Regions from separate parts of the Homo sapiens genome. Here regions 2 and 3 are each linked to region 1. Evidence: chromatin contacts called from ENCODE Hi-C or POLR2A ChIA-PET data. All regions are on one chromosome and are shown on one strand. The core of a region is the stretch at or near the end of the contact, and the rest is flanking DNA. Distances in the headings are between cores, read along the strand shown. Region 1 overlaps TRIT1 (tRNA isopentenyltransferase 1). Region 2 has its middle 9.8 kb from the start of HPCAL4. Region 3 overlaps LOC105378669 (a long non-coding RNA gene).

Evidence for each region. Hi-C counts contacts between places; a loop is a spot of excess contacts on that map. ChIA-PET counts read pairs that join two places held with the same protein, here RNA polymerase II (POLR2A). Pooled maps may share reads with other maps.
Region 2: a pooled map shows a loop between it and region 1 (2.2-fold over the local background). The contact joins two enhancer-like sites. A Hi-C loop is called at or near these places in 1 of 50 pooled maps. POLR2A ChIA-PET finds 5 or more read pairs at or near these places in 2 of 52 experiments (PC-9 and activated CD4-positive, alpha-beta T cell).
Region 3: a pooled map shows a loop between it and region 1 (1.9-fold over the local background). The contact joins two enhancer-like sites. A Hi-C loop is called at or near these places in 1 of 50 pooled maps. POLR2A ChIA-PET finds 5 or more read pairs at or near these places in 2 of 52 experiments (AG04450 and MCF 10A).

What each region holds. Positions count from the first base shown.
Region 1 is chr1:39,843,342-39,847,030 of GRCh38, forward strand. It overlaps TRIT1 (tRNA isopentenyltransferase 1), which reads right to left. Exons shown (of 11, transcript NM_017646.6): 9 at 1,190-1,299; 10 at 760-877. Among named protein-coding and RNA genes, the nearest start is that of LINC02811, 28 kb to the left of the region's middle. RefSeq lists enhancers at 2,640-2,689, 3,160-3,249. Within about 2 kb of position 2,435, at least 20 of the 41 ENCODE cell types and tissues checked have a DNase peak (open chromatin) inside an H3K27ac peak, as active enhancers do.
Region 2 is chr1:39,699,417-39,703,099 of GRCh38, forward strand. No RefSeq gene overlaps it. Among named protein-coding and RNA genes, the nearest start is that of HPCAL4, 9.8 kb to the left of the region's middle. RefSeq lists an enhancer at 1,400-2,052. Within about 2 kb of position 1,780, at least 7 of the 41 ENCODE cell types and tissues checked have a DNase peak (open chromatin) inside an H3K27ac peak, as active enhancers do.
Region 3 is chr1:40,011,874-40,015,713 of GRCh38, forward strand. LOC105378669 (a long non-coding RNA gene) reads right to left here. Exons shown (of 3, transcript XR_001738013.3): 3 at 2,032-3,196. Among named protein-coding and RNA genes, the nearest start is that of CAP1, 27 kb to the right of the region's middle. RefSeq lists a silencer at 3,552-3,601. Within about 2 kb of position 2,503, at least 6 of the 41 ENCODE cell types and tissues checked have a DNase peak (open chromatin) inside an H3K27ac peak, as active enhancers do.

The sequences.
Region 1 (3,689 bases), core at 1,185-3,684:
CTAAATACCATGTAAACTCAAGGCTTGGGGAAGAAGTCCTGGGCTTTGACTGGATGACTACAGAAATCTGAAAATCCAATGATGTGTGTGCAGTGTGACTCTGTGGCAGAGGCAGATCCAGGCTCTAATGCAGGGATAGAGCCTTAGGGTGGGGCTGGCCCTGAGGTGGTGGGGAACTAACCTTCTTTATACATGTGTGACAGGCTTACTTTCACACAGTTTCTCTTAACTTCTTTTTATCACAGTTTTAGCAACTACCACTATGCCAACAATTACCTCAAAAGTTACTGAAGAGATACCACTTTTAAAAACCACACTCAGGAGTAGTAACTCTACTTCCTGCCCCCTCCCAGCTATGCTTCTGCTTCTTCCAGTCTCCTGGATGAGCTGCCTGGCTTCCCTTACACCCTTACTTCCTGATCCCACCCCCACTGAATTATAAACATGAAAGGCCAAGAAACTCCTCCAAGCCAGGACCACAAAGTCAAAGGAGCTCTAGAAAGTTAACTGCAGATCTCTTAGTATAAAATATTAATTCCAGCTGAAGATGGAGAGCATCTGATCTTCCTCTGAATCTCAGAATACAGAGACAAATTCCCAGAAGCCTCCAAGGAATTTGAGCACAGGCTCTTAGAGGAATCTAGCTGTCCCTTTACAAATAAATAGACTCCAGGTTCAATCTGCCAAAGACTCTAAATTTCATGAAGTCAATGTGAACCCACCCTTATAGATTTCTTCATGCCCCTCCCCATACTCTACCTGCCCATTCGCGATCCCCAATGATGATTCGATCACAGAGGTCACACAGGTGATAACTTCTCTTGTTCTCAGCTTCATTGTATGGCATCTTTATTGGAGTGGCTGTAGGCTTGTGGCCCTAAAAGAACAAGGGTGGAAGGGAGTATTCAATTCAAAGAGATCTGGATATAATTCTCTATTAAGGGAAATGGGATTTTCCTAAAATTCCTTTTTCTCAACCCAGAGAGCAGATGGGCTGTATACAGATTTTAGCAACAACCTTTCTGAATGTAAAAGTAGAAAAGCAGTCTCCAGGTATTAAAAAGCAGCCAGCCCTTCTGCTTTATTCTATGGAAAAGAAGGCCTGGTTCTTCAATATAGCAACAAAGGTGTCAGCTAATGAAAGTGCTCTGAAAACCAGAAAATAGAATGTATCATGATTCATAATTACCTGGATGAAACTTTGCACGATTTCAAGAGCAGGTTCAAGAACAGACTCTTCCCACTTCGAGACATCAGATACCTCTAAGCCATAGACAGGGGGGACAATGGGACCAGGTCCTAATGATGACAAAGAAAGGTTGTGAGAGGTCAGCCTCAAACCCAATCTATTCTGCAGCCAGGACTCTGAAATCCTCCAGGGAAATACACAGAGCCAAAGGAGTAAACATTCTGACCATGCTGTTAATTCTAACTAAACATGAACCACAATCCAAGAAAGACCTAGAGGTTTAACTGCTCTGCAGCTAGTAAGACTAGCTACATAATCTGGATACATGGGTGCAGGATCTTCCAGATCAGCCAGAAAACCAGAATAGAGTTAACAGCTCAAGTGACCATTGTGTGAGCTACAACACAAAGACAGCACATCGTAAGAAGAAATAAACTAACAGCTTTAAGTAAGTGCCTATTCTAAGTTCCATATCATCTTACAATGATGGCGATCTGTGGCAAGAGAATTCACAGCTTTCTTTAGGAGCAGATACTAGTCTCGGGTTTGCATATATTCCCTCAGCGGCCTGGGACTCATGAAATGCTCTGAAAGCATGGGCTGGGAACAGAATCATATCAACCAATAAGCCGCAGAATCTGCGAACCAGAAAGAAGTCTTAGAATTGATGTAGTTGAGCAACTTCTTTTAAAAACCTGATCTAGAGGGTATTCAAGAAACACTCCCTGGCAGACACTTTTGAATGAAGATGAGACTGAAGGTAGCAAAGAGTGCAGCTACAGGTATTTCACCCACCTGAGCCAACCATGTTGCAAGAGTTTAGTCTCTGTGGTTAGCTTCCCTGCCTATATACACACTAAACTGCCTTCCACAACTAGGTTAAGTCAGTTGCCTAAAGGCAAAGGAGCATCGCCCATGGGCAAAAACATCAAAGGCCTTCGGATGCCAACGACTGGCAGGTGCTGGCCTTTTGATTGTGCCAACCCCAAATAAGATTCTTCATAAACTGGACTGGGCTGCACCTGCTACCACAGGAAAGGTGAGACTAGGAGGGTGCAGGCAGCATCCACAGCACACCTGGCCTTGGCTAAGCTCTGCACCTGTTTCCAGGCCACTCTACATTTTCCTTTCTCCTCTAAGCCCTTTGTTGGGCTTCTGTGCCCTGTCTAAGCACCTTTCAACAAGTTCTCGGCTCCCAGCTGCTATTTCTGGCTTGGGTCCAAGGCCATGCTGGGGTGGGGAAGTCCCCCTGGCTTCCTGCCAGAACCATATCCCAGCAGACCAGCCCTGGCCAATCACGCACAGCTCCTGATTTACAGGGCAGCTGTGCCTTTCACTCCAGCACCAGGACGATGCCGGCATACACACGAATGAGGAACAGGCATATGACACACTGTGCCATCAACTCCTCCTACCACAGAGATGGAGGAATTATTGTGGTTTTACTACAGGAAGAAGTTCTAAATTATTACCCAAAAGTCTTCTGTTAAAGGCTTATTGTCAGACATGGGGATAAGAGAAGCTGCATTAGAAATTTGTAATACAGCACTGAGCTTCAACTTCAGATGACACTAAGACTTCTATCTACCAGGACATGCAGAGAAAACAGGATAAGTAGAGGAAAGCACAACAAGCCTCTTCACACCAGAACTCCACTGGAGAGCTCAGGCAGAGAGTGGGAGCTGGGAGAAAGAATGTTAGCAGTTTAGTGGTCAACAGCAGGGATCAAGGTATGTATTTTCAGAGGCACCGAGTGGGGCAGAGGCTTCAGCTGGCCCTGTCTGTAATTGAGAGCAGAAGTCTACCAGCAAAAGGTAAACACAAGATGATTCAGAAGCATATTTAAAACATGTCCACAAGATAAAACTGAAGTTTCACTTATGCTTAAATTAATCTCCTTTAGCTCATAACCACATAGTTTTTACCCATGGTCCAATACTAATGCTGTCTTGCTAAAGTTACAGCTAAAGGAAGTAAGAGTAGTATAAAGGAGTGTGGACTCTGTGTCAGGCCTGCATTCAGTTATCTACTGCCGACTAGCTGGGTGATTTTTGGCAAGTTATTTAACTTCACTAGGCCTTCATTTTCTTATCTGTAAAAATAAAAGAATAACACCTACCTTGAAGACTCAATAATATATGTATAACACCAAATTTAGTGCCAAAGACACAGTACAGGGCCAAATCAATGAGAATTTCCTTTCTTTTCCCTCAAAAATGCTGTTCAACTAAAGTTTCATTTGAAGCAATCTGAAGCACCATGTGGAGACGCTGGGAGAAATGGTGAAGGTGTCTTTTTATACAACTCATCTGGCCCCCCAAAAACACTGTAATTAGGAAATCTTCCCTACAGAAATCTGACTGCTCTTCAGGTACAAAACTGAAGCTAAAAATCAGCCCTGAACACCAACTCTCCAAAAAAGATGCTGCTGTTCTTCTTAGCTGTTTGCAGCCAGTATCCATCTGTTCAAGGCAGAAGGCAGACTCCTCAATGCAAATAA
Region 2 (3,683 bases), core at 530-3,029, 140 kb before region 1:
TTTTTCAGGTTGTATCTCAGCTGACCCACACAATGCATCAGTCTGCCTCTGTACTGCAATGGCAAGGGTGGGATGAGGTGGGAAGAAGCACTGAAGAGAGAAGGTGTGGTGGAAATGCCAGTTGGAGCGGGTAAGGACTGGGCCCTTAAGTGGTCAGTTCCTGAGATTTATGGAAGGTAGATCCTATAACCTGGTGGTGACCGGTGGAACTTTTTGCAATGATGGAAGAATTTGGTACTCAACCTATCTAGTATGGTAGTTACTAGTCACATGGGGCTATTGAGCATTTGAAGTGTAACTAGAGCAAATGAGAAACTAAGTTTAATTTTTTTTTTTTTTTGAGACAGAGTCTCACTTTGTCACCCAGGCTGGAGTGCAGTGGCACAATCTCGGCTCACTGCAACCTCTGCCTCCTGGGTTCAAGCAATTCTCCTGCCTCAGCCTCCTGAGTAGCTGGGACTACAGGCGCGTGCCACCACACCTGGCTAATTTTTTGTCTTTTTAGTAGAGACAGGGTTTTACCATGTTAGCCAGGATGGTCTTTATCTCCTGACCTTACGATCTGCCCATCTCGGCCTCCCAAAGTGCTGGGATTACAGGTGTGAGCCACCGTGCCCAGCCTAAGTTTAATTTTTAAATTAATTTTAATTTAAATAATCCATGTAGGTTGTGGTTATTAGATTGGACAGCACAGCTATAGATCCTGAAACTGGGGGTGAAGAGGCCAGACGAAATTGGGAGCTGAATGTTTTTTAAAACTCCTGCAGAGAAACATGGCATACTGCCCGCTAGAGATCTACAGAAAAATGTAGTTATGTTTCAAGGGACCATCAATACCTAAAAGAATGGCTTAGGATTGAGTATCTCACCAGCAGGGCCTATAGAAACCTCACTGCCAGCTGAGTGTATAGACAGTGAATTGGATTCGTGACGGCAAGGCTAAAATTCAACTGCCATACCAATTGTTAAAATATTGAAACATTTCCATATCAGCTTGCAAATAGCCACTTCCCCAAGTGCTTCCTGCCACCCCAGCCACTCTGCCCCCACCCCTAGAGCACCCAGGACTTTTGAAGTACCTAATGGAGTCCCTGCTGTCCCCTACCTCTGACCTGGCACAGCAGGGAGCTTTCAGGACCCTGCTCAGGGATTGGCAGGTGACTGTTCACCTGGGTTGGTGCCTGTGCCATTCTGGCTATTAAGTATTTAGAAAATCACCCCTGCTCTTGGGTACGAAAGCAACTGATGTGTGGTTATTCATGCAGGGGAATAGACATTATGGCCCACAGAAAACGGCCTGCCCCAACTCACCATTGGCATTCACATGAGAAATCCTTTTCTTCCTTTCTTCCTCCTCCTAAAACCCACTGCAGAGAAGCAATCACAAGGAAGGTGGTAGGTGTGGAAATGCTCCCTCCCTGCCCACAGCCACCAGAGCTGTAAGTCTGCCCCTCGTAGAATAGGGGCTGGGAGAGAGCTTTGGGTCAAAGGTGAAATTGAAAATTTAACTAATTTGGAAGAATTTCAGTAAACTAAAAGTGATTGAACTTGTGGGCTCTGGATTAAGGTGTTAGGTTTTTTAAAGGGAAGGCAAGGGTTAAAGAAAGACATACAGAGAGAGAGGGCAGCTCTACAGCAACACAGGTATATTGCAAAAACCTGTGGAGGTAGGGGGATCAGCTTAATGTCAGAGCCCACCGCTGCTTACAGGCTGGGGTAATTATAAGCATGTGGGGGAGGGGTCTGGGCAGTATGGCTTGCTGCCCAGGAAGATGTTGATTACGTGTTCCCATGCTGAGGCGGTTTTGGCCCTTGTTCTGGCGGAATGTGGTGTTCCTTGCACTTTCTCCCAGCAGAATATGATAAGAGGCAGGCTGTTTCTCACAGTCCGTACCCCATGGAATGTTTCACTTCGACCAAGGTCTGCGAGATGGCGGGGGAGGGGGCAGCGGGGGCTTACAAAATGGTGCGGTTTGGACTAACAGTGGAGAGGGGTGGGAGAGCGACAAGAATCGGCACTCTTGATCCAGGTGCTGGCTTCCTTACTGATCTCCTTCTGTCTGCCATCGCCAGTCCCTGGCACAGAGCCCCCTCCTTCATCCTGGCCCTGAGATGCTCAGCCACTCAGACCAGTGCTTGCCCCATTGTTTGGCCACCTGCACACACACACACACACACACACACACACACACACACACACACACACCTGCAGCCTCAGTCTGTACTTGCGGAAATGCCTGGCTCAAGCTGGGCCAATCAGATGTTGTCTCCTGGGAGTGTGGAATTTTGAATGGAGAAGAAAGAAATCTCATTATCATCACAGTGGAATCACATGCTCTGGGCAGTGTTCTAGGAAGAAAGCTCTATGATCCCTTGCTGTGGGATGTTCTAGGCCTGCCCTTCTGTGACAATTTCTTGGCTGTTCAACCCTTTCTGGGAGCCCCTGAGACACCCCCATGAACCTTCTAACATGTCATGCCAGCTCTCCCTCTCCAACTTCCCGCCATTTTTTCCCTTAAGTTAGGCGGAGCTGGTTTCTATGGCTCGCAGCCAAACACCTCTCAACTAATAAGGGCCATGCAAGATCAGAGATAGGAGGTGCGGTGAGAGGCAGCTGCCAGCAGAGGGGACTGTGGCCTCACTTTGAAGGGGCCTTTGAGTGGCCATAGAGGCCTTTGAAGGGAAGGTGGGTGAGGGAGCCAGGCAGTGAGGAGAAGGCTCTTCCTTGTGGTGTTTTATCCCAGCAAGGGCAGGGAGGGCACACAAGGAGATAATGAGATGGAAAGTCAGGGACTTTAATCCTATCACAGCTGCATCACCCACTTCACTCATGCTGTGACTTTGGGCAAGTCACTCCTCCCTCTAAGTTTGCTGACTTCGAAAACTGGGTTAAGACTAGAACCTCCCTTACAAGATCGTCGTGAGGATTAAATGTGATAATGTATCATCTTAAGTGCTTGGGACATTGTCTGGCACATACACTGTTATATATTTTTGCTGTTATTATTCTCATTTCACAAAGCACAGAACCAAAGGGCCAGAAATAGAGCCCCAGGAGAGCATATAGACATGCTTCAGACCATGGGGGGACTCTTTCTGGTACCCTGAGATTTGCAGTTCTAAAGCTAGATAGGGAGGATAGCTGGGTATCTTCCTGGGAGAGTCTGTGGGGATGAAAAGTTCCAGAGACCAGAACATGGGGATAGCCCAGAAAATGGAATCCATTCCTGATGACCAGGTGGTGGGAGTAGGGCCAGGTCATGGCTGGGAATGTGATGCATCCTGGTGAGGGCATCCACATCTCAGCATTTGTGGTCTCCAGAGATGCCCAGTTTGCTACTAGGACCTGTGATGGGCTGATTGACTCACAGGTGCTGGGGGCCAGACAGGGATCCTTAGGTGCATGTATTAGAAGCCAAGGGGACATTAAGAGATTATACCCAGCCAGGGGAATCCAGTCTTCTTGCCCTACCTTTTGGGTGCTCAAGCCCATGAGTACAGTAGGGGTTCATGTGTTGTGGACCTGGGAGATTAGAATAGCAGTTAAGATCATGGACCAAGGATGCACAGAGAGGAGGCTCCATACTCACCAGCCATGTGACTTCAGGCAGGTCACTAAATCTCTTTGAGTTTCTATTTCATCTTTAAAACTAGTTCAATTATAGTACTTTCTGTATGTGGCT
Region 3 (3,840 bases), core at 1,253-3,752, 170 kb after region 1:
TGTCACGATCTTGGTTCATTGCAACCTCCACCTCCCGGTTGCAAGCGATTCTCCTGCCTCAGCCTCCCCAGTAGCTGGGACTACAGGCGCGTGCCACCACGCCCGGCTAATCAAAACATGTTCTATTTATGTAACAAATACATGTACCCCATAAATACATAAAATATTTTGTATCAATAAAAAGCAAACGATCTTTTTTTTTTTAAATTTTATTTGAGATGGAGTCTGGCTCTGTCGCCCAGGCTGGAGTGCAGTGGCGAGATCTCGGCTCACTGCAAGCTCCGCCTCCCAAGTTCACGCCATTCTCCAGCCTCAGCCTCTCGAGTAGCTGGGACTACAGGCGCCCGCCACCACGCCCGACTCATTTTTTGCATTTTTAGTAGAGACGAGGTTTCACTGTGTTAGTCAGGATGGTCTCGATCTCCTGGCCTCGTCATCCACCCGCCTTGGCCTCCCAAAGTGCTGGGATTACAGGCCTGAGCCACCGCGCCTGGCCTACGATCATTTAAAAAAAAAAAAAAAAAGTCTTGTTAAGAATGTTCAGGTCCCGTGTAGTGGCTCACGCCTGTAATCCCAGCACTTTGACAGGCCGAGGAGGGCGGATCACCTGAGGTCAGGAGTTCAAGACAAGCCCGGCCAACATGGTGAAACCCCGTCTCTACTAAAAATTCAAAAATTAGCCAGGTATGGTGGTATGTGCCTGTAATCCCAGCTACTTGGGAGACTGAGGCAGGAGAATTGCTGGAACCTGGGAGAGGGAGGTTGCAGTGAGCCAAGATTGTGCCACTGCACTGCAGCCTGGGCAACAGCGAGATTCCATCTCAAAAAAAAAAAAAAAAAAAAAGAATGTTCATAGCAGGTTGGGTGCAGTGGCTCACCCCTGTAATTCTAGCACTTTAGGAGGCAGAGGTATGCAGATAACATAGGCCCAGGAGTTCAAACCAGCCTGGCCAACATGGCGAAACCCTGTCTCTACTAAAACTACAAAAATTAGCCAGGCGTGCTGGTGCAAGCCTTTAATCTCAGTTACTCAGGAGGCTGAGGCATGAGAATCACATGAGCCTGGGAGGTGGAGGTTACAGTGAGCCAAGATTGCACCACTGCACTCCAGCCTGGGCAGCAAAGCAAGACTCTGTCTCAAAGAAAATTAAAAATTACGTTAAAAAAAGTTCATAGCAGCATTATTCATAAAACAACCCAAATGTCTATCAACTGATAAATGGATAAACAAAATGTGGTATATTCACAAATAAAATATTATACAGCCAAAAAGAGAGTACTGATATATGCTGCACCATGGACGAACCTTGAAGACATTATGCTTAGTGAAAGAAGCCAAACATGAAAGGCCACCTTTTAATGATTCCACTTGTATGAAATGTACAGAGTAGGCTAACTCATAGAGACAGAAAGTAGATCAGTGCTTGTGGGGTGAGAGGAACAGGGAATGACTGCTAATGGGTATGGAGCTTCTTTTTGGGGTAATGAAAAATTTCTGGAATTTGATAGTGGTGATATTTGCACAACCTTGTAAATATACTAAAAACCACTGAATTGTACGCTGAAAAGGGTGAATTTTATAGTATGTGAGTTATATTTCAATTAAAAAACCCAGAAATGATAGCAAACTGATTTCTATATTTATAGACCTTGGGCAACAAGCGTTTTGGTAACACCACCCAGCTTTGCATTTTCCACCAAAATGTTAAGCAAAAGAATTACTCAGAGGACAAGGAGAAAAAGCTGGCTATAAATTTTGAAACATAATTTTTAAAAATCTATATTGCATACAATGCTGATTATAAATATGCAATGTAAAGCTCTGCAAAATGCAAACAGTATCTAAATGTAAAATGTAGAAAGTTGCAGTTTCCTATAACCCTATTGTAGGGATTAATGTAATGCTAGCAGTTTAACAGATCAATCCTAACATCTCAAATGCCTAATAAGATAAGATTTTATCTTTTACCAGTGAAATCTAAAACAGAATTTTGCCCCTATCAACATGAAAGAATCAAAAGGATCAGCACCCATTTTTAAAGAGTTTATTCAGGCTGGGCACAGTGGCTCACACCAGTAATTCCAGCACTTTGGCAGACCAAGAAGGAGAATTGCTTAAAGCCAGGAGTTCAAGACTAGACTGGGCATCAAAGTGAGACTCTGTTTCTATTAAAAAAATTTTTTTAAGGCGTTTATTCCGTGAAAATGGGGTCAGTGAAATGGGGTCCGTGCTCTGATGTCAAAAGTTAAGGTCTTGTTTATAAAGGAAGAAAACAAAGAAATTTAACAGGATTATTTCTTATACAAAGCTGGTTTATGAATTAAAACAATTCAATTAGTTAATTTGTTTTCTTTTCCTTGTGGCTTGGTTTCATTTATTTTCTAATTTAAAAGAGTATATAATGTAACAGTCATGAAGGCTTTGTGTGAGAGAGGTAGGAAGGAAGTTAATCTGCAATGAAGATCAGCAGTGAAGTGGGACTAAAGGGAAGTACCCTTTAGTCATTTACAACATTTTACAAAATTATGTAGATAAGGAAGGAGGCTAATCTATAATCAGAGAAAAAATGTTTACAGTTTCCTAGGTTACAGCTGCCTGTCACATGACTCAAGTCTCATAAACACATTTCTTTAAAGCTCAAAATAATTTAATGTTCCAACAGCTTAGATTTTTTTCTTTTTTTTTTTTTTTTTGAGGCAGAGTCTTGCTCTCTTGCCCAGGCTAGCATGCAGTGGTGCAGTCTTGGCTCACTGCAACTTCCGCCTCCTGGGCTTAAGTGTTTCTCGTGCCCTAGCCTCCCAAGTAGCTGGGGCCACAGGCGTATGCCACCATGCCCGGCTAATTTTTTGTATTTTTAGTAGCGACGGGGTTTCACCCTGTTGGCCAGGCTGGTCTCGAACTCCTGACCTCAAATGATCCACCTGCCTTGGTTTCCCAAAGTGCTGGGGTTACAGGCGTGAGCCACTGCACCTGGCCCAATAGCTTAGATTTTGAATTACTTATTTTCACACCACTGATCAGTAAATTGCTCTTCTCCAAGCAATGATTCAGAGACCCAAGGTCATTCTATCTTCTGTCTTCATCTTGAACACACGACATTCAGAGTTGCCACAGAAGGAGAAAGAGCATGGAGAACTGTCCACGATTCCATTGGCCAGATCTCAGGCACACGGCCATAGTTATCTGCAAGAGAGACTGAGAAATGTAAGCTGATGAGTGGCCAGGCGGAAGAGGAAACAGATTTGTTGAACTTTTGGCCAGTCTCTGCCACACATTTCTCACCAACAACTCTGTCAATAGTTTATAGCAAAGTCCTCCACCTTTTTTTGGTATGCATATACTAATATATAATAACATTTTTAGGGAATCATGCTATGTATATTGGATACTATGGACTGGGTAGGCTGATTCAGATATGACCTGCGCTTATTTAGTCATCATCCATATACATTCAGAATTTAGAGTATACTGATTCAAACCTTGGTAACCTCAAGCGGGCATTACACATTGTTATTCAGATGTTTCTCATACTGACTCAGATGCTACTCAGCACGCTCTTACATGTAAGCCTGTGGGGATGGCCAGTCCCAAGTCCGAAGAATTGAGGAGGGTTTCATAGCTCTGCTGAGGTTTATCTCCCTATGAAGTTGCTTTCTTTACTCCTTCAAAAAAAATTCGTATTATCTGGCTTTTTATATTATATGTTGTTTTAATTTTAACCTCAGATGTGGTTAATTGTTCTCTGCATTTCATGGCACATTACTGTCATTGGTCCATGCAATTCTTCTTCCACTTCTCCCCCTGTCTCATATATGTGTATATATGAGAATTGGGCTATG